Linked DNA regions of Mus musculus: regions 1 and 3 are each linked to region 2. Evidence: chromatin loops called from intact Hi-C (ENCODE). Cell type or tissue: gastrocnemius. All regions are shown on one strand.

Evidence for each region. Hi-C counts contacts between places; a loop is a spot of excess contacts. Peaks named below come from ENCODE experiments on the same cell type or tissue, not always from the same donor. Only the 100,000 strongest peaks of a DNase experiment are listed, where the experiment ranks them.
Region 1: a loop joins it to region 2, with 3.0 times the contacts of the local background. A loop is called at or near these places in 11 of 42 quality-filtered maps.
Region 3: a loop joins it to region 2, with 2.5 times the contacts of the local background. A loop is called at or near these places in 7 of 42 quality-filtered maps.

The regions. Positions count from the first base shown.
Region 1 is chr1:106,000,994-106,008,993 of GRCm38, reverse strand. Zcchc2 (zinc finger, CCHC domain containing 2) reads right to left here. Exons shown (of 14, transcript NM_001122676.1): 2 at 7,952-8,000; 3 at 4,818-4,894; 4 at 2,908-2,979. Among named protein-coding and RNA genes, the nearest start is that of Zcchc2, 15 kb to the right of the region's middle. In gastrocnemius, no CTCF peak of the experiment used is centred here; no DNase peak of the experiment used is centred here.
Region 2 is chr1:105,886,662-105,894,661 of GRCm38, reverse strand. No RefSeq gene overlaps it. Among named protein-coding and RNA genes, the nearest start is that of Gm41926, 27 kb to the right of the region's middle. In gastrocnemius, a CTCF peak has its summit at 3,421 (motif pointing left); a DNase peak (open chromatin) is centred at 3,430; H3K4me3 peaks cover 247 bases; H3K27ac peaks cover 1,269 bases.
Region 3 is chr1:105,943,076-105,951,075 of GRCm38, reverse strand. It overlaps Gm26214 (a small nuclear RNA gene), which reads right to left and starts at 5,520; the gene lies at 5,416-5,520. In gastrocnemius, a CTCF peak has its summit at 3,634; DNase peaks (open chromatin) are centred at 3,391 and 3,747; H3K4me3 peaks cover 840 bases; H3K27ac peaks cover 2,544 bases.

The sequences.
Region 1 (8,000 bases), 110 kb before region 2:
AAGCCTCAATCTAGAGAGTGTGCAGCACAGCTCCAGAAACAGCTTGCAGGATGCACACTAGAAGTGCATTAGCAGTTGCTCCACTCAGAGTGTTAGGACAGTGAGTGTCTGGAGCATGCTCTTTTGGGGGCTGCAGTACACTCCTGAGGTAGTTAGTATCTATACTGTATCCTGTATTGTCACTTATAAAACTCCCTACAACATACAGTCCATTCCATTCAAGAAGTCAGCACGCATCTAAACTCCTAGTCGGTTCCTGGTTATTATTTCAGGAACTGCGGATACTTCAGCGAAGGAGAAATAGTCACAGAGCTGCTGTGATAATATGAAAAACAAACTGGAGGGGGCCAGAACATGGAGGGCAGAAGCAGCTGTTCTCACGAATCGAGAACTCAGCAACCCCAACCTCACTAATTCACTGCAGCTCATCACCACCTGCCCACACAGCACCACTGAACAGGTGCTCAGGACAGTTCTGCTCTAATTTCTACAACATTCAAGATGCCATCAGCCTGGAGAATAGATGACAAGAGGCAGTTCAGTTTTAGGAAGACAGTGCAGCTTACTCCAGGTAAGAGTGGAGGTCATGCACTTAAGAAAACTGCATCAGTCACCTGCTAACTAAGCTGAGGGTTAATTCCCATGGCCCTGAAGAATGAGAAGGCATTTGGGGCTTTGTTGTTAAGCACTTAGCTTTTATGTAATCTGTCAGGACAGCACTGCTGAAGCTTAGGGGGAAACCCCAAGGAAGGAGACTGCTAGACGGAAGGCAGAGCCTTGCAGTGGGCTCTGTTTCGAGGACAGACAAAAAGGTGGCCACATCACACACAAGTTGGCATCAAGTAACATGGCTTTGACAGGTGGCAGCGTCTGGCTCCACTAAGAACTTCAGCCCTCTCTCTGTACCTCTGGAACTCATTCTTCAGCACTAGGATTGTGCCCCGAAGAAAACAGAAGAAAAAGAGAGACAAGTGTTCCTGTTCCAAATCCAAATGGTGGATGATCATAACTGCCTATTTAACTCACATTAAGTGCTGGTAAATGTATCCTATCAAGACACAAGAGAGCTTGTGAGAAGCAGAAGAGATTTGAAAATGTATGCAAAGAAAAGAGGCAGACCCAACCCACTTGCTCAAACCATCAGAAGGCTGTGAGGGACTATCTCCCTGCTGCAGTGTGGCCTGGATCACAGCCACTCTGTCCCGACACCTTTGTTCCCATGAGTCATGCTCATGATGCCAGCCCTTCTACTGCTGCCTCCTTTCTTGTTACACTGTCTAGGACAGATAGGAGGAGGGTCACAGGCCTGGGTAACTAGACATGAATGAAGCTCACCTCATCTTTACAAGCAGGTGGTCAGCCCCTAATGGAGAAACTCTAGAAACCAAGAGTAAAACCCTGAACAGCATTTTTGCTATACTTAAGAGCAGTGCTTTATTTAATCAGCATCATCAAAAGAGAGAGCAAAACCTTGGAACACACAGCTCTAAATGGAATGTCTCCATCAAACCCCTCCCCTCAGAGCTCAGGGGACCCTGTGGAAGAGGAGGCAGAAAGAGTTTAAGAGCCAGAGGGGATGAGGATACCAGAAGAGTAAGCTCAAAATCAGGTGAGCAAAGCTCGGACGATCTCAGAGACCGAAGCTAAAGCACAGGGCCTGCCCAGGTGCTCTGTGTATATAATATGGCTTGCAGTTTCTTTACTGGACTCCCGGGTGTGAGAACAAATGGATCTCTGGTCCTTGTGCCTTCTCGTGGGCTTGTTTCCTTCTGTTGGGTTGCCTTGTCCAATTTCACTACGGTAGATTTTGTTTTATCTTATTATACATTACTTAATGTTTACTGTTATCTCTTAGCAGCCTGTTCTTTTCTAATGAGAGACAGAAAAGAGTGGATCTGGACGGATGGGAGGGGAGGCGGTGAGTAACAGGGGAAGCTGTATGATATATAGTATGAGGAAAAAATCTATTTTTTATAAAATAGGAGGAGAGGGGTGTGGGAGAATTCAGTTTAAAACAAGCCATAGGAAAAAGAAACTATTTAATTGGCTTAATCGATTCCAACTAACAAATCCAGCAAACTAACGTTTGGAGCATGTCAAAGTGTGTGTCAGAGAACTAGGCTCCAGAATTCTTCTGGAAGCTAACAGACTGGTGAGAATCAGTCCCTTGCAGAGTTAAGAATCAACACAGACACAAATGACCTGAACAGGCACACAAGGTGAATCCCAGCAAAATCTTCAAAGCTGGTGCATGGTAATAACACTTTCACACAAAGCTTGGTGAGTGAGTTAGGACTACTACTTGTTTCTGGATTTCCCAGCTTTATCTCCCTGTCAACAATAAACTGTGAAGTGTTTGCTTACTGAGCAATAGTAATTTATTGACCACACAGACATAGTTCCCCCTTTTATGAGGTCTTTCATTTTTTTCAATTACATCTGATTGGTACTTCTATTCAAGGGAACAGCTAAGGATGTGCAGAAAACAAACTTGCCAAACAAAGGTAACTCCACCATCTTCAACGCCCCGATAGCATTAAGACACTTTTGAAAGTAGGGTGGGGGAAGGATGAACTCCAACGGGAAAGGAGTGAAGGTCAAGCAGAGCCCACAGAGGAGAACCTCAGTGTGTTAGGTACCACAGGAAAATGAGCCTCATCTCGCTGCAGATGAGCACCGCTGTAGAGGACTAAGAATGGGGACCTATTTTCTAAAGCGATTTCTTCTGCTACTTATACTGGTAACAAGGTAAGAAGACACACAGGGTAACATTTTCTACACCTCTATTCATCCGAGCTTGGAGGTAACCTATGTGTGTTTTAATTTTCTTGGTGATTCTTTTGACATTGAAACTTTAGGAATCTCTATAGCATATACAAATCTTAACAACAAAATCTATAATTTTACCTTCAGTAGAAATTCCTGTAGTTCTTGGTGGGTTTTTGTTACTGTTGTGACTGAAAGGTCAGACCAATTTACCTGATTTAAGAAAACACACATATTGTATGGTTATTGCTTAGGCAGGAACTGGCTGGGGAAAAAGCCATGTGTAAAACAAAAGGCCTTAAATTTAAGATTAGCAATCAGAGATATAAAGGTCAGCTAGCATTCTCTCGCATAGTTTCTGACAGTGTACAGAAAAAAGTTTTCCAGTAATTCTTTTTAAATTGTACTTTTCAAAAAGCAGTATTAAAATGTAACTGCTTTGATAATTTCCAGGAACTAATTTTTCAGAAATGTCTTGCTTTTTTGGTTAAGTAGAAAAATGATACTATGACAGGGTAGATCCGAAAGACCCAAGTCCTGTCTCCTTAGGCTCACTAAATGTATGGCTACAAGAGAAGCAGAGCAAGGGAGTTTTATCTTCTCAAAAGATTTCACATGCTTTAAGTCCTAGCAAGATGCTTGGGGAAGCATCTTTACCTGCATTTTCAGATGAAGAAAAGGAGGGAAGTGTGGCCCAAAAGGAACAGGATCTAGGACTGCAATCAGCTGTGCTGCACTGCCCCCTGGACCCTTAGAATTCTGTGGACTTTAATTTCCACTGTACAACTGTAAAGTAGGTGACTATTCAAGATACACTAATATCTAAGTTTTATCAATTAATCATATCACTTTTAATGTACTTTTTAAATGCATAAAAATGCTATGTAGCAACCCTTACTGACTGGTTATTTCTTAAAAGAAAAATATCTACCTGGGCAGGTGGATAGAGGAGTAGACAAGGCAACTGATGTCTGAGTTCAGTCGCATATCAGCGTCACAAAAAACCAAACAAATATGTAAGAATTTCTAACAGTGTTTACTTCAAAGAGAGAGACTGGGCCTGAAACAAGAGTAGCTGGTGTTAAGAAGGCTCTCCAGAGAGGGAGCATTTGAGCCAGATGTTAGCTGTGCTTTGGTCCAGGGTAAGGAGAAAGGTCTTAGAGAAAAGCTGTGAGTTCCAACAACTAAAGGAGAAGCCAGCATGCCGAGTTTCAAGGGTAAAGAGCCAAATACCCCAAAAGTGAGACACATGGAAATTGGAAACAGAAATCACAAAGTCAAGGATTTTTCTCCTTCAAAGTAGAAGTTTTGAAACTCATTCAACAAATATACTGAGCAAGGCAGACACTATAGGACGGCAGGGATGAGGACACCCACGCCCATAAGACGCTTTGCTCAAGGATCTGTGGAATCTATAGTGGTAGTAATCTGCAGAGGAAGGAGAAAGCGCTTTATCAGAGGGAGGGAAGTCTTGAGGAAAGTGGGAAGCTGGAACATGGTCAGTGGTGCTGTGAGAACCCTGGCCTCACTGCAGGCAGCCTGAGTATATGTGATGCAACCGCACAGGGCTCAACAGTGAAGCTGCAGCAGTGGGAAGCAAGAACCAGGCCTGCAGTTCACAGCCAACAAGATGACAAAGCCACACAGCAGGGATGAAAACCCCATGAGCAGCAAGGAAAGCAGAGCAGTCAGTAAAGTAAAGGCAGGACAGGGAAGGCTGGGGTCTGCAGACACTGTGAGGTGTTTACTTGTCCTTTTAAAAGATGCATCTTACACCGCACATTTTCAATCGTTTCCCCAAGCTCAGGTTCTCTCTTGTTGTTAAAATCTGCCATCTATCTATGGACCATCTATTATCCACCTACCTGTTAAACTACCTATTAATCATCTACCTACCTTTCTTCCTATCTATCACCTATTATCTACGTGTCATCTATCAATCATCTGTCTGTCTTTCCGTTCGTTCTCGCATTCGTCTTTAAAGCAGCGAGCCTGCTAGCAGCTCTTCCGTGACCGTGGAGAATGAAGCACTGGGGATGAGAGCAGCTTACTTTGAAAGTGTACTCCCAGTACTTGTCAGCCCTTTTTCTCTGGACTCCTTTCAACATTATCTTCTCAATGTGGACAGCTGAAAAAGAAAACACACACACATACTGACTTGTATCAAGAGAGCACACACATAGTCAGCTACCTAAAGTTATCTGATGACTTGACAAATGCTAGTTATTAAGCTACTTAATCTTTATGACTGGCCTTAACTCATGAAAAAACTGATACACAGCATTACGCCCCTCAACCACAAGTGAATGTTTCTACATATGTCAAGATGCTGAGTGTTCAAGCAGTCCACCAGTCCAAGCAGTCAGCACAAAACAAAGAAATAATCTAAAGATATTTTAGTGAAGATTGTTTCCTAAAGAATAATAATGAAAATTCTTACTCAAATTATCATAGTACAGCACGCTAGGATGAACTAAATATGGACAGCCCATTCAATTATTTGTATATATAATAGGAATAACTTAGAAAATATCTAGTTTTTTGTTTTTCATTTGTACATGTATGAGTGTTTTGCCTGCATGTATGTGTACCACATGCATGTCTGTGCCCACAGAGGCCAGAAGGGGATCTTGTATCTCCTGGAATGGGTAAAATGTCCTATAAACTGATCACTGTAAGAAACCATAAAGTCTCGCTGTAAAGGAACTGAATGTACAGTTTATGTCAGGGTCAAACAGTAGACACAGGGTAGTAAACAGGACAACAAGCTCTCTACACAGATACACAGTCTATTCATCAACTAAGTAAACATGCAAGCCCTTGGCTACTCACTCTACAGCTCCTTCACTAGAAAAGAAATCAGGTTGGAAAAAAGAAGAGGGGGGGGTGGAGAAGAGGAGGAAGAGGAGGAAGAGGAAGAGCAGCAGGAGGAGGGTGACGGCCAATCTGAAAAGGTTGACTCTACAACACAAAGATCTGAAGTCAACCAGACTGCTATACAGTGAGTGTACAGCAGGTACAATACTCACTTGATGCTGAGGCTGCGCCTGTAGAGGCTGATAATGATGGCAAAAGAGGCTGGGAAAGCAATGCCATGGGACTATGGTGGGGATAGAGAGTCACATGTGAACTTGGGGGTGCTGGCAGAGAAGAGGAGAGGAGCATTCCTTTTGCTTTAGAACAAGTTAAAGGAGCAAAAACACAGACGTGACAACAAGATTGTTACACACCATGAAAGGTGAGCAACGAGAGAGCATGAAGCACGGAACACAGAAAGGCAGCAGCAGGAAACGCACTTAGAATAAGCAGGCACAGAGCCATAACAGCACTTCATGCCAACTTTCAAAATGCATGGTTTGATGGCTGCTTCAGAGTGAAGGTAGAAAAAAAAACCTCAAATACCTGACGGCAATCCTTAGGCTGTGTAATGCTACAGTGACCAAAGAGGAATGGGAAGGTCTGTGTTCCCAAAAACTGCTGTAACTGAATCACTTAAAAGAGGATGCTAGCAAATCAAACCTTACTGAACTAACTGGTGTTGAGAAAACAGAGCAGTCTGGGGCTGTGGAGAGGGCTTCATTTAGAGTGCTTGCCTAAAGCGTTCGTACTGGGTGTGATCCCAGATCAGCTCAGGTGAAGCTATGAGGACTGCAAGCAAGGCCAGTTTGGGTCATCCTTCTCCCCAGCACCACGCCCACCCTAAAACGTCTTTCTAGAGCTGGAACTCAGTGACTTGGTCGGTCAGTGAACTCTGCTGCTGTGCCTGACTTTCTGTACATAGGTGCTAGGGATCTAATTTCCATGTCCTATGCTCGCAAGCACGTTACCAGCTGAGCCAGCTCTTTTGTATTTGCTGTTTAGCGGAGGGAAAAGGGGGGTGGGGGGGTCGGAGCGCTGATGCTGTTACCAAGTTGGGAATATGGCTTCAGCTTCAGGTTATACCTGCTGTTACGTGTACTAACCCTTGTAAACTTAAGCCAGAGAGCATGTATTATACTTCACGTTTTTAACAGTTAAAAATGAAGACCCACAGTACCACTTTCAAATAACTGCTTTTGAAATACCATTTTGAAATAGTCTAAACCTCAACAAGTTTTTATGAGAACAAAACATTATAAAAGTTAAATTCTGCATCAGGTTACTAACGTTCAATGAGCTGAACTGAGGTGAAGTAGTCTCAGGTTAAAGTTTAATCGGGACAGTACCATGATCATCGTAAACAGAGGTGGTAATTAGATAAACATATGGAATAATTAAACAGACATAGACTTCCTCTCAGGAAAACTGCGTCAAAAAGACCATGGTGAAAAGGAGGCATACTGACACAAACTCAGAGTTGCGACTGAGTATGTCTTAAGGATCCTTGGCTCATCTGCAACCTACACAGTAGCCCACATTTTGTTTCCAAGTTCCTCCCAGTATGAGCTTATGGACTTCCCAAATGCAAAGAAAAGGGAGCACCCAGACCATTTCTTTTTAGATGGTAATGTGCTTTCACTCCCATAATTCCTCTTTAAAACTGCATGGCTACCAGGAAATGGGTGTGAACAATTTCTTCACCCTGATATTATGACCTTTGTTGGTTTTCTTTCTTCCTTTTAATAGTAAACACTGAACACTATAGATGAAATACTACACTAAGTATTTAAGTAATAAGATAAAGTCTTAGCCCTCCAGAAGCACACATAGAGGTTTAAAAGACAGCCATAGAGACAACTGTCCACGACATAGGCCAGACACACAGGAGAGGACAGTACAGGGCTGTGGAGCACAGAATACAGAAGTCAGAACATTTGGAGCACTGCTTTTGGGCAAAAGCCCAGGCCCAACAGGATTTCGCTAAAACTAAGAATTAAGAATTAACCAGAATTGGGGCCAGCAATGTAGCTCAGTTGACAGAGTGCTTATCTAGCATGTATGACCCCTAAATTAGCTCCCCAGCATCACATAAACTAGGCCTGGTGGCACAGGCTTATCGTCCTAGCACTTGGCAGATGGAGGCCAAAAAATCAGGAGTTCAATGTCAGCTTTAGATATATAGTGAATCTGGGCTAACTTGGGCTATGTGAGACCCTTTCTCAACCAACAAACCAACCACCCACCCACCCACCATCATCACCAGCAGCAAGAGCAACAACTTCAAAACCCTATGATGATCAGTGTGAAAACAACAAATGCAGCACACCTTCTCGCTGAGCTCGATGAGGGGCCACAGTGAGTCCGTCTGGAGGTAT
Region 2 (8,000 bases):
ATAGTGAACAGTGAGATCCAGGCTGCAAAGCAGATTTATCTTTGCACCTGTCGTTTATGTATTTGTGTTAAGCATCTCTTAAATGCTAGCTTAACGACCAGCTAGGGTCCTTGTTGTTGTTATTGTTGTTTGACAGTGGAAGCTACATAGGGCCAGGCGCCTTACTGCTTGGTTCCCACTGCCCCCAGGTCACATGTTGCTTCTTGCCTTTCTTCATTTTTTTCACAGAGTATCTGAAGTATTTATTTTAGTACAGCTATGCAGATGAGAAATTATCTTGTGCTTTTCTGGAATGTATTTTCCTTCTGTTTTAAAGGATTCTTCCCCCAGATGCAGAATTATAGACGTTCTGTTGTCTTTGTCTTTGCCTTCGTCGTCGTCATCAACATCATCAACTCTGTTGTTGTTGTTGCTGCTTAGTGTGTAAAGTATGCTCCTCCATTTTTTCATCACTGCTAGGAGGTTAACTGTTAGTTTTCCTGTCACTTCTTTGGAGGTAAGGAATCTTTTCCAGTTGGCTGCTTGCAAGGTTTCCTTTCTAACCCACCTGACTAGGGCATGCTTGCCTAGATGTGCTGTATCTCTCTGACACTTTACGGTTTTAAGAATCCTTAAACTGAGGACTTAATTCAGTACTGTGTCAGCTGGCATCACACTCAGTTTCTCATGTGCTTGGTTTTCTGACTTTCTGGAGCTCCAGTTACACGTGCTGGACATGCTTGCGTGCACCATATGTGCAGGTGTGCTTATCATTTATCAATATGTTTCCCGACTGATGTCTCTACTTTGACAGCACTTTTCACTTCACAGATGCTCTTCTTTGTCTACTCTTTTTTAATTTCTTTCCATTAAACTCTTAATTAGTACCACCCTATTTAGTGAGGGTTATAGTAGGAGAAACACTTCCTACTGTGCTCCGGGCATGTGTTCGAACGATGGAGTCTCTGATCTGAAGCCCCAGCGTATCCCCAAAGTACATTACCACTGCCACTTTACAGTTGAGAATGCTTACATTTTTTGAATTTAAAAAAAAAAAGTATTCATTTACTATTGTGTGTACTCAGGACATGTTAGAGGGCACTGGGCACATGCCATAGCATGCTTGTGGAGGTCAAAGGGCAACTTTATGGAGTCCATTCTGTCCTTTCACCTTTACATGGGCTCCAGGGATTAAAGACAGGTCATTAAGTTTGGTAGCAAGCTCCTTTGCCCGATGATTACCCAATGAACCATCTCAATAGCTCCAAAGTTCTTACCTTTAGTTTTTTGATTTTGTTTGTTTGTTTGTTTTTGTTGTTCTAATATTATACTTTGTATTTAAAAATACCATAGAATATAGTTTTCTGGGTGTAAGTTTCCATTGGAAATCTACTTTCGTGTTCATGCCTGATCAGTCCAATATTGGGGGTCATCTGTGCATCTTTATTTTCGTCTGCTTTTTCCTCCCCATCCTTAGTCATTGGCTTCTGCCGTCTTGCAATTTTAAGCAGAAAGCATCACGGTGAGTGTTCTGAATGGACCGATAGGTTTCATTATCTCCCGGACATCATTGAGTTTTCTCCTGGCAAGAAGCAAGAACACAGGCAGATTACCAAGCTCCAACCCTGGACTGAAAAGGATTATCGCTGGCTTTCTGAGTTAGGTTACAGGAGTTCCAGCGCATCCCAAGCGATCACGGCTTATCATGGTCATGTATGATGCCGAGTCTGTGTATGCACATGTGCTGCTGGTCATTGCGTACATAGTCCTGGAGAGTTGCTCTCTGCCATGACTCTCATGGCCATGTTGTCAAGAAAACAATGTCTTTATCCCAAAACTCTGGGCTTCAAGAGACATAAAGCAGAAAATGGTGACCCCTGACTCTCCTCCTGGAGGTGCGGCTTTGAGTGTTTCTAACCAGGGTGACATTTGTGAGTTGACTGGATCACTCCCAGGACTCCCAGGACACCCAGGGATGGGATTCCCTGTGCTGATCTTTGGAATAGAACAAGGCAGGCCTGTCTTTTGAACTGAGTTCAGGGGCAGCTGAAGATCCCTGCATCTCACGAGGCTTTCAAGACCTTCTTGGTGATGAACAAGCAAAGAAGACACTTGTGAAAGTATAGAAGGAGGGGAAGCAAGAGAGTGCTGAATTCCATTATCTTAAAATTGCTGGTAATTCTTCCCCCTGAGATGAAGTTTTGATAAAGGCAACAAGCAAAGAAAAGAAGCTGAGGGCCTGCGATTTCAATGGCAAAGAAGAGAATAGGACACAGGGAAACCGAAGGCCCCTGAGGTCAGAGTGTCCTGTTTCACAGTGTTCCTGGGAAGGACCAGAGACGGCAGCTGCCTTGGAAGGACTGAAGGACGCTGCCAGTTTGAGGATGCAGCCCTGTGGGACACTTTGTCATTTTTAAACCGTATCTTTGTGATCACTTAGCAGGTACACTGGGAAACAGCACAGAGCCTGGATCTCTTCTCCATCACTCATAAACCAGCATTTTGCTTTGATTTTGAACAGAATGTGTGATAATTATGTCGGTATCTCTAAGAACATCCCACAAACCCTTTTGAATGTCAGCAAGAAGAGGAGGAAGGGTTATTGATTTTAGATCGATTATGTGTTTTATCCTTTGCTAAGAAACTTTATATTTAGTCTACAAGCTTTAATCCTGAACAGTAAAGAAAGAACTTTTTTTTTTTTCAATTTATGACAAAAGATGCTCACCAAACCATTGTACAAAGAAACTTTGTCACTGAGAAAAGGCAAACTTTTTGGTCAAGTCTGCTTTAACATACACAGAATCAGCAGCCAGGAGAGCCACATTTGTTTCATTGCTATTCAGTCCCCAGGCTCGGGCCAAGCTTCTTGGCGGCTTGTCTTGCTTTCCTGTAGTTGGTTCACATCTACAAAGATTTTGACAGACTTCGGTTCCTTCTTCTGTCTTGAGTATTTGAGGTTCAACTGGAAATGCGCTTTTTTTCTGTCATGGTATAAAAATATAAAAAGCTATCCTCCTTTTGGGGGCTGGCTGCTTTCTGAGTATTCCAAGGGTGTAATGAGCACAGAGTGTTCTCTGTGTCTGGCCAGTTTCGGGTGGCATCAGATAAGGTGCTGTGATGGCATCCCCGTGATCACCATTCCTGCCAGAGTGACAGGCCAACCCAACTGACAGCCACCTTCTATGTCATCCCTTGGCTACAAGAGCTTGGATGAACATTCTCACTTGTTGCCTGATGAGGGAATTTGATCCTAGATGAGGCTCTTAATGAGGAAAGCGGTAGAAAGTTCTGCCTCCTTGGCGACTAGGTCGTACGAGAAGGGCAAGCGACGTCTTCTAACTCAACCTCTAGAAGCGTCACTGGCTCTGGGATTTTGTTGAGATTATTTTCAGATAGCAAGAGTGAAGTTCAAGGGCCCCTGGCCTAACCTTTGACGGGGCGCCACCTGGTGGAACTGTTCTTGCATACAAGCGATTTGCTGTTTGGGAGCCCTCTGCCATCAGGAAGATACTGGTCACCGGCTGCAAGACTGTGCACGCTAAATGAGCAAGGGTATTTCAAAGCCCTGGAACTTGATGCTCATACTCTTCAAAGAAGAAGGGGAAGAGATGGAGAGGGGGAGGGGAGAAAAGGGGAGGGGGAGGGGAGGGGAGGGAAGGAGAGAGAGAGAGAGAGAGAGAGAGAGAGAGAGAGAGAGAGAGAGAGAGAGAGAGAATATACTCTAGCTGCCTGGGAAGGGAAGTGCCTGGAAGTTTCTATCAGTTTGATTAGGCACTGCCAGATTCATAAATGTCCTCAAGCAAGTAGAAGACAGATGTCCTGTCACAGAAGGTCTTAGAAACACTCTCATCCAATCAGAGAGGAGCATCCTCACTCTTTCTCCACTCTGGTGAGGTCAGCATTGCACAGGACCTCTGAGTTTCCCACTTTAACAGCTGTTCAGTACAGCAGGAACGGCCTCCAGCCTCCAGACCCTCCTGTTAAGAGGCAACTTGCTGTAGTTCTGTAATTTCATAAGGTTAGAATGTCAGATACCAAGAACTCAGCAGGCTGGGGAGATGGCTCAGTGGCTCAGGTGCTTGCCTTTCAAGTGACTTGGGATCCTTAGCACCCATGTAATTTCTGCCTGGGGTAGCAGTCCAGTCTGTAGTGGGTGGAGACTGGAGACCCAACCTCCAGAACAAGTTGCCTAGCTAGGCTCCCAGAGCTGTCAAACTCTTCAAATGAGAGACCATGCCTTACTTAATAGGTAAGGTGTAGTGAGGAAGACAGCTGACTGTTAACCTCTGGCCTTTCCATGTATGATTGCATGCGCACACACGAGCACCCACACACATGTGGACAGGAGCACACATACATACCACACACACACACATATATGACACAATCATGTGCAAAACAAAATGAAAAACAAAAACCCTCTCTGATCAACATTCACCACTCAGCTCTGTAGGAATTTTTCTCTTCTTGGAATAGAGTACACTTGCCTACAGCTGCTGTGTCCTGTGGTATCAGCTGGCAGCCTGACACAGGCAGCCAGAGTCTGAGGTGAAGGTGCCATTGTGGCTGCTCTGTTTCTAGAGAGAGTGTTCTGTGTCTGTCTCCTTGTTGCTGTGTGAGTGGTGCTCTCTCTAACTCCTCTGCTTGTGCACAGGTCACTGCGATCCTAAGGTTGTGTGGCATCCTTAGTGTGTCCCCTCACCATCTTCCCTCTGTGCCTGTCCATCTTTACATGACATGTGTCCCTTCCACTCTTCTTTTAGGACCACTCATATTGCATTGGGCTACACCGACCTCCCGCATGACCTCACCTTAACTTACATCTTGGTTGTACAATGGAAAAGCTCCATTTCCTTCAGAAGAACTGAAGGTCAGATTAATACATCTGTCCATAAGAAATAGGAAGATACAAGCCACAGGTTCTAACCCACTACGGTGCATGTTCTCACATTCCCATTTCATGAACCACGGTGAGTGACAGGCACACACCAGAGGAGAGCACAATGTCTCGCTCTGTTGCTCTGATCTTTACAATTGATTTATTTTTAAATCACATACATATGTGCACGCCAGTATGTTGGAATATGCACATGAGTGCAGGTGCCCACAAGATCCAAAAGAGGCTGTCAGATTCCCTGTCGATAGAGTCCAGTTGTGAGCTGCCTGACATGGTTGCTGGGAACCAAACTCAGGTCCTCTGTAAGAACAATATGCTCTTTTAACCACTCAGCAACCTCTCCAGCTCCCCAAAGAGATGCGTTCGTCCTCACAAAGGCTGTCTGGGCCTGCTACTTGTTGGAAACACCTTTAGATTTATATGTCATTAGCTTTTTACCTGTTCTGTTCTGTTTAGCAGGCATAAAAGGAACAGCTATGACCTGCTATAATATAACCTGTGTCTCCCCAGACACAGATCCTGCTAGAAACCAATACACTTTTCTCTGAGACCTGTTGTCCAGGACTCTCCTTTCCTGACACGTATCTATTCAATAGATCATTCAGTAGAACCCATTCTAAGGCACATGGCATTCTTATGCACTGTGACTCCTTATGCACTGTGCTTGGCTATTGAAAACTTAAGCCAGCGCACAACAGTTGGTGCTCCTTAAGGAAACACCACACTCCTTCCTGCAAGCAGCAGCACAAACATCTAGTGCTGCTTGTTGATAACTTATGCTGCAGCTACTTTGCAGACTGGCTTGTATGCATTATTTCGTTTAATCCCTGAAATAAGCATAATAGAATCATTATCCCCATTTTACACAGCACGTGGGTAACTAGGCATCTTGTGTCTAGTTGCATAGCTTGCTAGTAACAGAGTTGGGATTTCAAATCACATATATGATTCTAAAGCTCATAAAATGTATTTATTAATGATTTCCTCAGTGACTCTCACCAATCCAATGTTCTCTGTATGTACAGTGTGTGTATTGAACATGTACATGCAGGCGTCATATTCTCTTGCAGCACTGCCTCTCACTGAACCTGTACCTGGGTTTGAGGCAGGCATAGGAGATCGTTGAAGCTTGAGACCCCATTGAAACTTGGTTCTACACATACACTTCCTCTTGTGTTAATGCACTTGGCAACCTGGTTCCTTCACCTGCAGGCACTGTGCACACACACACCCTCCAAGCAGTACACCCAGCAACCTCAAGCCCCTACCTGTACCAGGCTACATATACTCTTACATATAATTTTTCTTACCCCTAGTAACAGTCCAGTTAAGTTTCAGCTTAAGTGTATTTCCATTGAATGAGGATATGAAAAATAAAAGGGTCCAACTAGCCTGAAGTGTTTTTGGAGCGTCCTCTAGTAAACTTTAGGCACAATCCTCTGTTTACTCTCCTATGCCTATGCATAATGGGGCATGCATATGTGTCTCGTCCGCTCTCGACCAGCAAGAACGACATGACCACCAGTCCTTCTAACAGCAGTTTATTCAGCAAACTTCAGTCTTCATCTCTCTCGCTTCAACTTTCTCTCTCCATCTTTCTCTCTCTCTGACCCGGGCCTCTCACTCTTATATACTCTCAGCCCTCATCCACTCACGGCAGGCCACGTCACCTCACCAGACACGCAGCTTCAGCTAATCAGGGCAGCAGGGGCATGTCTCCATCAAAATGGATTCGCCAGTATCCTGGTGCACCTGTGCAGCTCTCGTGATGGTTGTGGCTTATTTTCAGGTGTATGAAGAAGTCAGGTGCAAGTCATAAGACTTAGCTGCAGTCCCTGGCGCCTTCTTGGGACTGCTGCCACACCCGCTCCTCACACATATGATTAAAATCAGATGTATCTGGGAAGGGACATGTGCAGCAGGAAAAATGAATATGTGATCTTATCTATCAATCAAAACAGAGAACCATCCAATCTATGTCCTTAAGTAACCAAACTTGCCCTGAACCCTTTTCAGAAAAAAATCCCTGGATATTAATGGACCATGAGTGCCCTCATTCATGTCACCCACTACTGGTCTTTTCAACAGTGTGTCCCTCTATGCTCTGTACTATCAACTTGCTCCAAAGAAAATCATCTTGCTTCTTTTGCAAATATGTGCGAACTCTTCTTTTCAGTTTTTAGGATAAGCAGCGCAAACCCTGGAAATACCTGGCTTAGACCCTGATCACTGTTAGCAAGCTGGCAACTGGCAAGACCCAACAATCTTCCTGTCTCCAGCCCTCGTCCCTTCTGCCTAACCCTCAGATATCTACCTGGTCCTGAAGATTTGAGCTCAGATCTTCGTGCTTGCACATCAAGCACCCTCAGCTCTCCTCTCGACTTATGGGGTCCCGCATTCAGCCCAGGGCTCAGGCCTCTGGGTGAGGTGGACACTAGGAGTTTGACTGCGTAGATGCCACTGCTGGGTGGGCGTCAGGCTGTGAGAAGCCACGAGACCCCGCTTTGGAGGTGGGGAAGGCATAGGTTCTCGAGGACCTGCAGGAGTCGGACTCAGACTCTCAGGCACTATAGACAACATTGGGCACTGCGGAAAAGCTGGGTCTGGAGTCCCTGGGCTGCATGGAGGACAGGGACATTAGGTTTTCAATCTTGGACATCGCAGTCGCCACTGATGTCTCAGAAGAGCTGAGAACAGAGTGGGGACCTACGGGTGAACTCTGGCCTAGGGCTGAGGGGAAAAACGTAGGAGGAGAGAACTCTGGCAGGTTAGGGAAGGGGGAAAGGCGGGGGTGGGGGGGTGGGGGAAGGAGGGGTCGTGGGGATGAAGTCCTTGTCTTGCCTGGCAGGCGGCTTGGGTTGGTGGGAACGCAGGGAGGCCTCTGGGTGAAAGGTTAGAGGCAGCTAGGAAGACCTGCTCCGTTGCTCTTCCATGGCAGGTCCCCATGAGAAGAGGCAGTCCATGGTTTTAAGGCATTTGTTGTAGAAAGGCAGAGAGGGGGAGAAAAGTAGAGAAGTAGAGACTGGTCATGGCCGTGTGGAGAGAGGGGAGAAGGGAAGGCAGAGAGGGGGGGAGCCAGGGAGCAAGAGAGTAAGAGCAGGAGAATAAGGAGGGGTAAGCA
Region 3 (8,000 bases), 56 kb before region 2:
GTTGTCATTTATGAGCCATGTTCTATTTAAGAAAAAAAAAAACAAAAGAAAATGGAAAAATCTAAAGTATATATTTTTTTAAAGCTTAAGTGAATGGATAAGGCAGTGTGAAAACCTGAGATGCTTCATGCCTCATGCTGATGAGATTGTGTGTAGTTTATAGAAATATTATTTGGACACTTTTCAGTGTTCTCTTCAGATTGTTAAAGTAAATATGACACAGGCAGACCTTCCTTTACAAAGATAAAAACCTACAACCTGAACATAAAATAATTCTACATTTAAAGAAGAAGAAGCTAGGCATTATAGCACAGAGGTGCCATCCCAGCTCTTCAAGAACTGAAGAAGGAGGATTATAAAGCCACAGCTTGTCTGGACTGTAGAGGGACTTCAAGGCTAGCTTGGGCAACTTAATGAGACTTTGCCTCAAAATGAAAGGTAGGATCATGGCTAGGGACATACATAGCTCAGTGGCAGAGTGCTTGTCTATATCATGCTCTAGGCTACATTATAACATACAAAAAGCAGAATGTACTGATGCCAGGCCATGGTGAAGAGAGAAGAGACAACTAGATAGTGGCTGCCTAGCAGGAAAGGAAAGGCCTCAGAGGAAGCCAGTCCCCCCACCCAGCACCTCCCCCTTGGACATCTAGCTTCAACATTGTGAGAAAGTTGTTCTGTTGTTCAGCCACCCAGTCTGAGATGTATTGCTTCAGCAGCTCTGGAAAATGAATATGAACTCTGTCACTGCATCCTCTTCCAGATGACCACTGTACCACTAGTCCTTTGAGAGCCAACCTGCTTGTCTATCTAGTAGATCAGCTTAATCACGTGTGAGTCTTTTATTGCCTTTCAGGCTGAGATGGCTGGCCCTTCTTAGGACTCGAGTCCATATCTGCACAGTCTTAGCGTATCAATCCCCCCACAGATCTGCTTCTTTGGTTGATTGTATTTAACAATTTACTTTGTGTTCTAAATCCTCAGTGCAGAGCTCAGTAGTAGATAATTAAATGAGCAGGTAAACGCAGGCAGCACAATGATTAGTGTCTATCCTTGGCTTGTGTCCAGAATCAATGACCCCACTCCTGGTACAAATCTCTGTAACAGCAGCCCTCTGAATCCAAGTGCAGGTCCACATGGAGGATTTGTGTCCTGAGACCTTCTGGCCTGTACCCATAGCTCCTGTGTATTATTAGTTTAGATATCATGTCAGCAACTTAGCACAATGTAAAAACATTCCGTTCTCCCTATATACATATTAAGCAGTGAACTACAGTTAATCTTACACTGGGGGTAGTCTGAAGGAAAATAAATTTAACTTCCCATTAATACAACATGCTCATGCTTTGAAAATATATAATGTATTTCAATTATACTCTCCCTAAGATGTTCAGCAGGCAAAGTTATAGTTTTGTGTGTCAGTAAATTCACTCATTAATTTTACAAATACCCACTAAATGCTTCTTTGGGGGCCAGAACAATTTTGGTGCTAAGGGCACAGCAATGAAATAGATGGATTCCTTTGGTATAAAACTTAATGGTGCATCTTGTTTTAAAACTGTCACAGAAAAAGCTTTAGTAGAATACATTAAATATGTTTCAATAAATTCTACAAATGAAGAGTAGTAAAAATATTTTTAAATTACAGTGCAATAAACTTTAAAATTAAATACAAGCTAGAGTACTATTTGTGCAACTTCTTTTTTTTTTTCTGCTAAAAGAAACACATTTCCTTCAGTGAAGATATCTCTTTTGTTGTAATTTTATTTATTGTCTTAAACTTTGTATTGGTTCTTTGTGAGTTTCCCATCACGCACCCCCACCCAGCTCATCTCCACACCCCCTCATATGAGCTCTCCAGCACTGTTCCAGCTAGGAAACCCAATGCTGGCATCAGCTGGCATTGCTGCCTTCTGCTGATCTCCTCTCTCATGCCCTTGGGGGGTAACTTTTTCATGCCCACCCCTCCAGAGCCAGCTCCATTGTGCTTCTCAGTCAAGGTGAGGGCCCCACTCTCCCAAGGGCTGCAGCCTGTGAGGGGCTGGACCGGCTCTCTCAGGCTCTCACACCTTTGGGGCTGGCTCACCCATGCCTTTACCATGAGGGCTGTGTTGCCCAGGTGAGGCAGGGCTAGCTGTCCTGCTCTCATGCCTCCAAGGCCAGCTCTCCTGACTACTGCAGGTAGTGAGGGGGTGATGTGGAGGACATCATCCCCACACCCGTGCCACCTCATGCCAGATGAGTGGTGAGGCCAGCTCTCCCAGTGCCCTTGGAGCTGGCTCACTTGTGCTCTCTCCACCAGGTCCAGCTCTACTGTGCTGCCCAGATGAGGTACAGCGTCTGCTCTCCTGAGTGCTGTAGCTGGTGATGGACAGGGTTAGCTCTCCTGAGCCCATGACTCCGTGGGGAGCTTTCCCAACTACCAGAGGTGGCAGGGTGTGGGATGAAGGGCATCAACCTCTGTGCCCGTGCCATCCCATGGCAGATGGGTGGCAGGGTCAGCACTCCCACACTGCTCCCACCAGGGCTAGCTCCACTGTGCTGCCTCGGTGAGGTGCAGGGCCCACTCTCCCAACCGAGTGTTCCCACCAGTGAGAGGTGGGGCCAGCTTTCCCCAAACACTGCATCCAGTGAGGGACAAGGAGAATTTATGCACAGCCCCTAGCCATCCACAGGTCCCTGTGACTGCCTCAAACAGGGATGTGCCCATCTTCTGTCGTGGTAATATGAGCCATAGACATCAACATCAACTCATGCTGCTGCAGAGCCACAGACCCAGACTTGGCTCTCAGTGACAACTCCAGCGGGGACCTCACCATGACTCCAGGTGACCAGGCTGGCCACTCACAACAGGCTACTCCTCTCTACCCTCAAGTCTCCAGATCCATCTCTCTTCATAATGCTCAAGCTGCCCCACAGATGGGACTTTCTCTCCATCTGCCCACCGCATGCTCACACATTGTGGTGGCTCCTGCTGCAGGTTGGCCGTGCGGTTGGTGGCCCCTGGGTGACATCCTCTATCCATGCTGTGTGTTGTGTGCTGTGTGTTGCAGCAGAAAGCAGGTATCTATGGCCTGCCTGTGCCATGTGCTGGAGGGCAGGTTTGTGGGTGGTAGGTATGGTCGCCCACAGGTGTTTGTCTTCCTTCTCCTGTGCAGCGCTGCCTCAATTTAATTTAATTTGATTTTTCTAAAGCCTAGGCATAAAGCAACTTTAGCCTTCAAGCCAGGCATCAAGTCAGGATGAACAAAAAAACTGCCATCTGCTCTGCCCATGACTGATATAAGAACACCCCACAAACAAGGTGTTTGTCCATTGCCAGGGGTATGGGGGTGGTGGCCGGGAGGACTGGGGCACCACACCCAGACTAACTGCTAACATGGGGGTGGGGAGGCAGGGGTGAAGAGGGGGCCACCACTTGTTTCTTTTACATCATAGTTCAAAGTCACAGTCTCTTCACCTGCAAACCACCTCCTCACTCCTGTCCTTTACGTTTGATTTGTCCTATGTCCCACCTACGGGGCTCTAAAGTTGATCATCTGTAGGAACAGACACAGCACCGGTGTCCTGAGGTACCTGTGGTTGGGAGTCCTGTTAAGACCTTACCAGGCCTTCCCCTCTGTTTTCTTTGTAGCTAGGGGGAGCTTTCCTAGTCCTGAGTCATTTGTTGTTCCTTTCCCTTGATAGCCTGAGGCATATTTGCTAGGCAAGTGTGACATAGCTGCCAATTTTGTCTCCACACTCTGGCTTCGGCCTGTTAACTCAGGCAGCTGCTGCAGTTCTGCTTGCGCCAGATCTTCCTTCCCCCTGATTTCTACATCTCCAACAAATCCAGCCAGCCGGTGCAAGGAAAGGTTATATTTATCTGTGAGACACGCAGTAAGACAGGCAGAGTAAAAGAAGATGAAAAGCATATTTTGAACATACAGAGATTTTAAAAGTAGGTGCAATAATAAAATAAGAAGGAATTAACTACCAAATAGCCGAGTCCTACAGTGTGGGAGAATGTATGATTCTCTGCTTTATGAATAGTAGCCCCTCCCCACCAATCCCTCAACTCTGCTTTGGAACACTCTTACTGTGTGGTAGGTAGTGCTCTACATGGCTTGTTCTTAGTGTATATCTCTATCTTCAGCACTCAACACGTTGCTCAGAAAACAATTGGTGCTCAATGAGAGCTTATTAATAGGCAACAGGGCTCAATACGAGCTTATTAGTTGTAGCGGGAGTTTTTTGTTACACTGCTTTGGCTCCCGGCAGGTCTCACGCACACCCCTGCCCAGGAGCTATTTTTGGATCTGCGAATGAAACACACACACACACACACACACACACACACACACACACATACACAAAAGCTTATTTTTAACATGGCTTATTAGCTCAGTGGCTGGGCACTTGTAAGCCTTCCGAGGCTAGCATGTCCTTCCCTCTGGTACTCCTGGCTCAACATCTTTTAAATCTACTTTAACTTTGCTGCCCTGTTACCTTCTGCGAAGCCCACTGGTCTTTGCTGCCCAAGACGCTTCTGGGCGGCCCTTTTGGAGGCTGCTTTACTCCTACATTTCAGATGATTTTCCGTCTGCAGCTCTAAGTCTGTTGCTTGTGTCTCTCCTGGGTCAGCACAATTCTAGCTTTCTCCTCCTCCTCCTCCTCCTCCTGCGTCTTACCCCGCACAACTCTAAGGGTCCTGTCCTGTGCCCCTTTGCCCAGCCATTGGCTGTACCACAATCAAATCCAGCCTGGGGGCAGGCTTCTTTTAGCCTGTGTGTAGGACACTGCAACGTGTTTGTTGTTGTTGTTGTTGTTTTGGGGAGGGGGGGTAGTGGTAACACAATTTGCAAGAGAACACCAACCGCTACAATTAGTAGAATGGAACAGGAAATTATTTCTGAAAGATGACAGAGAAAGAGTGAATTGGAATTTTGAAAAATTAAGGAGACAGTGCAGAGAGGTTCCCGAGGTGGTCTCCTGTAGCCATAATGTCATATTTTGCCTCTGACTTTTGGGAAAACTATTGAATCTAGCACATTAATGGAGTGGGTGCTCAGTGGAGCTGGGATGAGAATTCTTTTTTTTTTTTTTTCCATTTTTTATTAGGTATTTAGCTCATTTACATTTCCAATGCTATACCAAAAGTCCCCCATATCCACCCACCCCCACTCCCCTGCCCACCCACTCCCCCTTTTTGGCCCTGGTGTTCCCCTGTACTGGGGCATATAAAGTTTGCAAGTCCAATGGGCCTCTCTTTCCAGTGATGGCCGACTAGGCCTGGGATGAGAATTCTGATGGTGAATTTTAGAGCAGTGTTCTTCACTCACACATCCTTTTATGCTATAAGAATGAATGCAAGTTCAATTGATCACCAAATGCTTTTGAATTACCAGCAATTGTCTTGGTGATTTTTTTTTTTTTTTAAATATAAACCACTTCCCAGATATGCGGGTCAGTCTTGCGCAGAGGCCATGCTAATGCTCTCAATAGCGCTCCAACGTTAGCATGTGAGCTGTTGAAGCAAGCATGTTCTAAACAGAATAAACATAAACAGTAAGGACTGCATCACCGTCCATCATCAAACAGGGAAGAAACACTGTCAGCATTTCAGAGACCAGTGCTCCTTCAGCAGCCGTGAGAAAGCCTATGAAGTGCGCAGACAATGAGCTGTGGTATTCTGGTTTTGCCACAATTAGCAGAACACGTCAGTACAAGATTTCCCAAAGGGTTAGTATCCCGTTGATGTGGAGAAAGACTGAATTCAAGATTTTTATATCTCTTGAAACAGATGGTTATACTTTAAACTTCACAAAATATGGGTGGTGGCGGCGGGGGTGGGGGAGGCAATCAAAAAACCTGAAAGTCCCAGTTTCTTGTTTTCCAGGCCAAAGCCTGAAGGATGACTGTATAAATAGTTCTAAGACGCTCATCTATTTTTCTTCCTTCCTGGAGATAATCTGCAGAGTGTCTGCCTGGACACATCTAATGGTTTAGCCAGATGGCATTTCCAGATCATTTTTTCTAGAAGCCCAAGATCTCATCAGATACAATGGCGTGATTTCAAGCTGGTGCAGGAAAGCAGTATAAAAGCCATGGAATGAACCAGGGAGTGAGGAAAGATAAGTTGCAGGAAACGTATTTAATTTTAAAAGCAACAGTTGAGGGCAAGACTAGAAAAATTCTGTGTGTATTGAATCTGCCACAACTCTTACACAGCACTGCCCTGAGCCTGTCTTAAACACCATCAGCGTATCTCAGTGGCTCTACATGCCACTCAAGGGCCTAAACGCCTTTCATAGCTGGAACTGTTAACTGCAAGGTTTTCCTAGCTGAACTCAAATCGATTGCAAAGCAGCTGTGGCTCAGGCAGGTGCAGGTGCAGTGCAGTTGCCAACAGACCCTGGAGTGTCTCCGGGGAGGTGCTACATTTACAGAAACGCAGAATGCAAGAGTTATGGGGTCCTGGAGCTGCCATCAAGATTTCAGAGAAAGCTTGGGAAGCTAGGCAGTGTGTTAGGTGTTGATGTCCATGTAAGGCAGCCCCTGACACATGATACATGATAGAGTTGTGGGCATAAAGCCACAGTGGGGGCCCCAGAAAGATAGAAGTTCCAGCAACAGTGAATTATCCAGGGAAACATTTAAATAAATGCAAAGTAAGCCCTAGAGAGTAGCCCAGTGGAATCAGGATGTTTAGCCTGAGTCTCTTTCATCAGGTATCTGGGAAGTTTGTAACACTTCTTCTCACCCACACCTCATCCTCATATGTAATCAGGGACGCATAATTGAGTTTGTCTTTCAAGCTCTTGAATTTTCTTTGGGTGTGGAAGTAGAGGAAGGGCAAGGCTCACCTCAAACACTATGTAGCCACTACTAACCTTGACCTGAGATACTTAAATACCTTCTGCCCAGTCTCCTTGTTGCTGGAATGTGCCACTACTCATAGTTGGACTTGAACTTTTGATCAATGCCGCAACAGTTAACCTGAGAACTCTTAGAGACAGAATGATACTTTGTCATTGTGAGATGGACAGGGACCTAAAAGTCAGGGCTGGGTGCAATAGTTTGGAGGCTGAAGGCCTCTATGGTAGTCAGTCTTGATAGTGAAATATGATCACCGTGGAAGCACACCTCTGAGTCTTTATATGAAGATGTTCCCAGAAAGCTGAAGAAGAAAGATCTGCCTAGATTGTGGGTGGTGCATCTCATGATGTGCAGTTCTGAATAAAAGGAGACAGGGAGCTGAGTCCCAGCATTCGTCTCATTCTGCTTCCTGACCACAGACTCAATGTGATATCACTTTATCCTCTGATAGCCATGCTTTCCCCACTATGATGGACTGGACCCCCAAAGCCTTTTCCTTAAAGTTGCTTCTCATTGGGTATTTGGTCCTGGTGATGGGGAGAATATCTAGTGTCTCCCAGTGCCCAAGGCAACAATGAGGGGAAATACTGTGGACTTTCAAGAGATGGGGCTTGGTAGGAGATTCTTAGGACATCCAAGGCATAACCCTAAATGCAGCGTGGGACACTGGCTGTTCCTTCTTTCTCCTCACTTCTTAACATCTACAGTGTTTTACAGCTGTATGTATTTTGGTCATGATATGCTGCCCTCATCAAAGACACAAATCAAGAAGTTATCTGATTATGGACTGGGACATTCAACAGGATAAGGCAGAATGAACCTATTCTCTTTATAAGTTAAATATCTCAGACATTTTTTGTAGTAACACAAAGTTGATAAGAGGGAAGGTCCTTTATATTTGTGACAGAGTGTTTTAATTGTCAACTTGGCACAATCAAGAATCACATGGGAAGAGAATCTCGATGAAAGGTTACCTAGATCAGCTTAGATTGTGGGCATTACCTTGACTATGGTATCTGAGGTGTAAGAACTTGCCCACTATGGGTGGCATAATTCCTCAGGCAGGAGATTCTGAGATGTTTAAGAGTAGAAAAGTTGAACTGAGCACTAGCATGCATAGCTGAATTCATTGCTCTCTGATC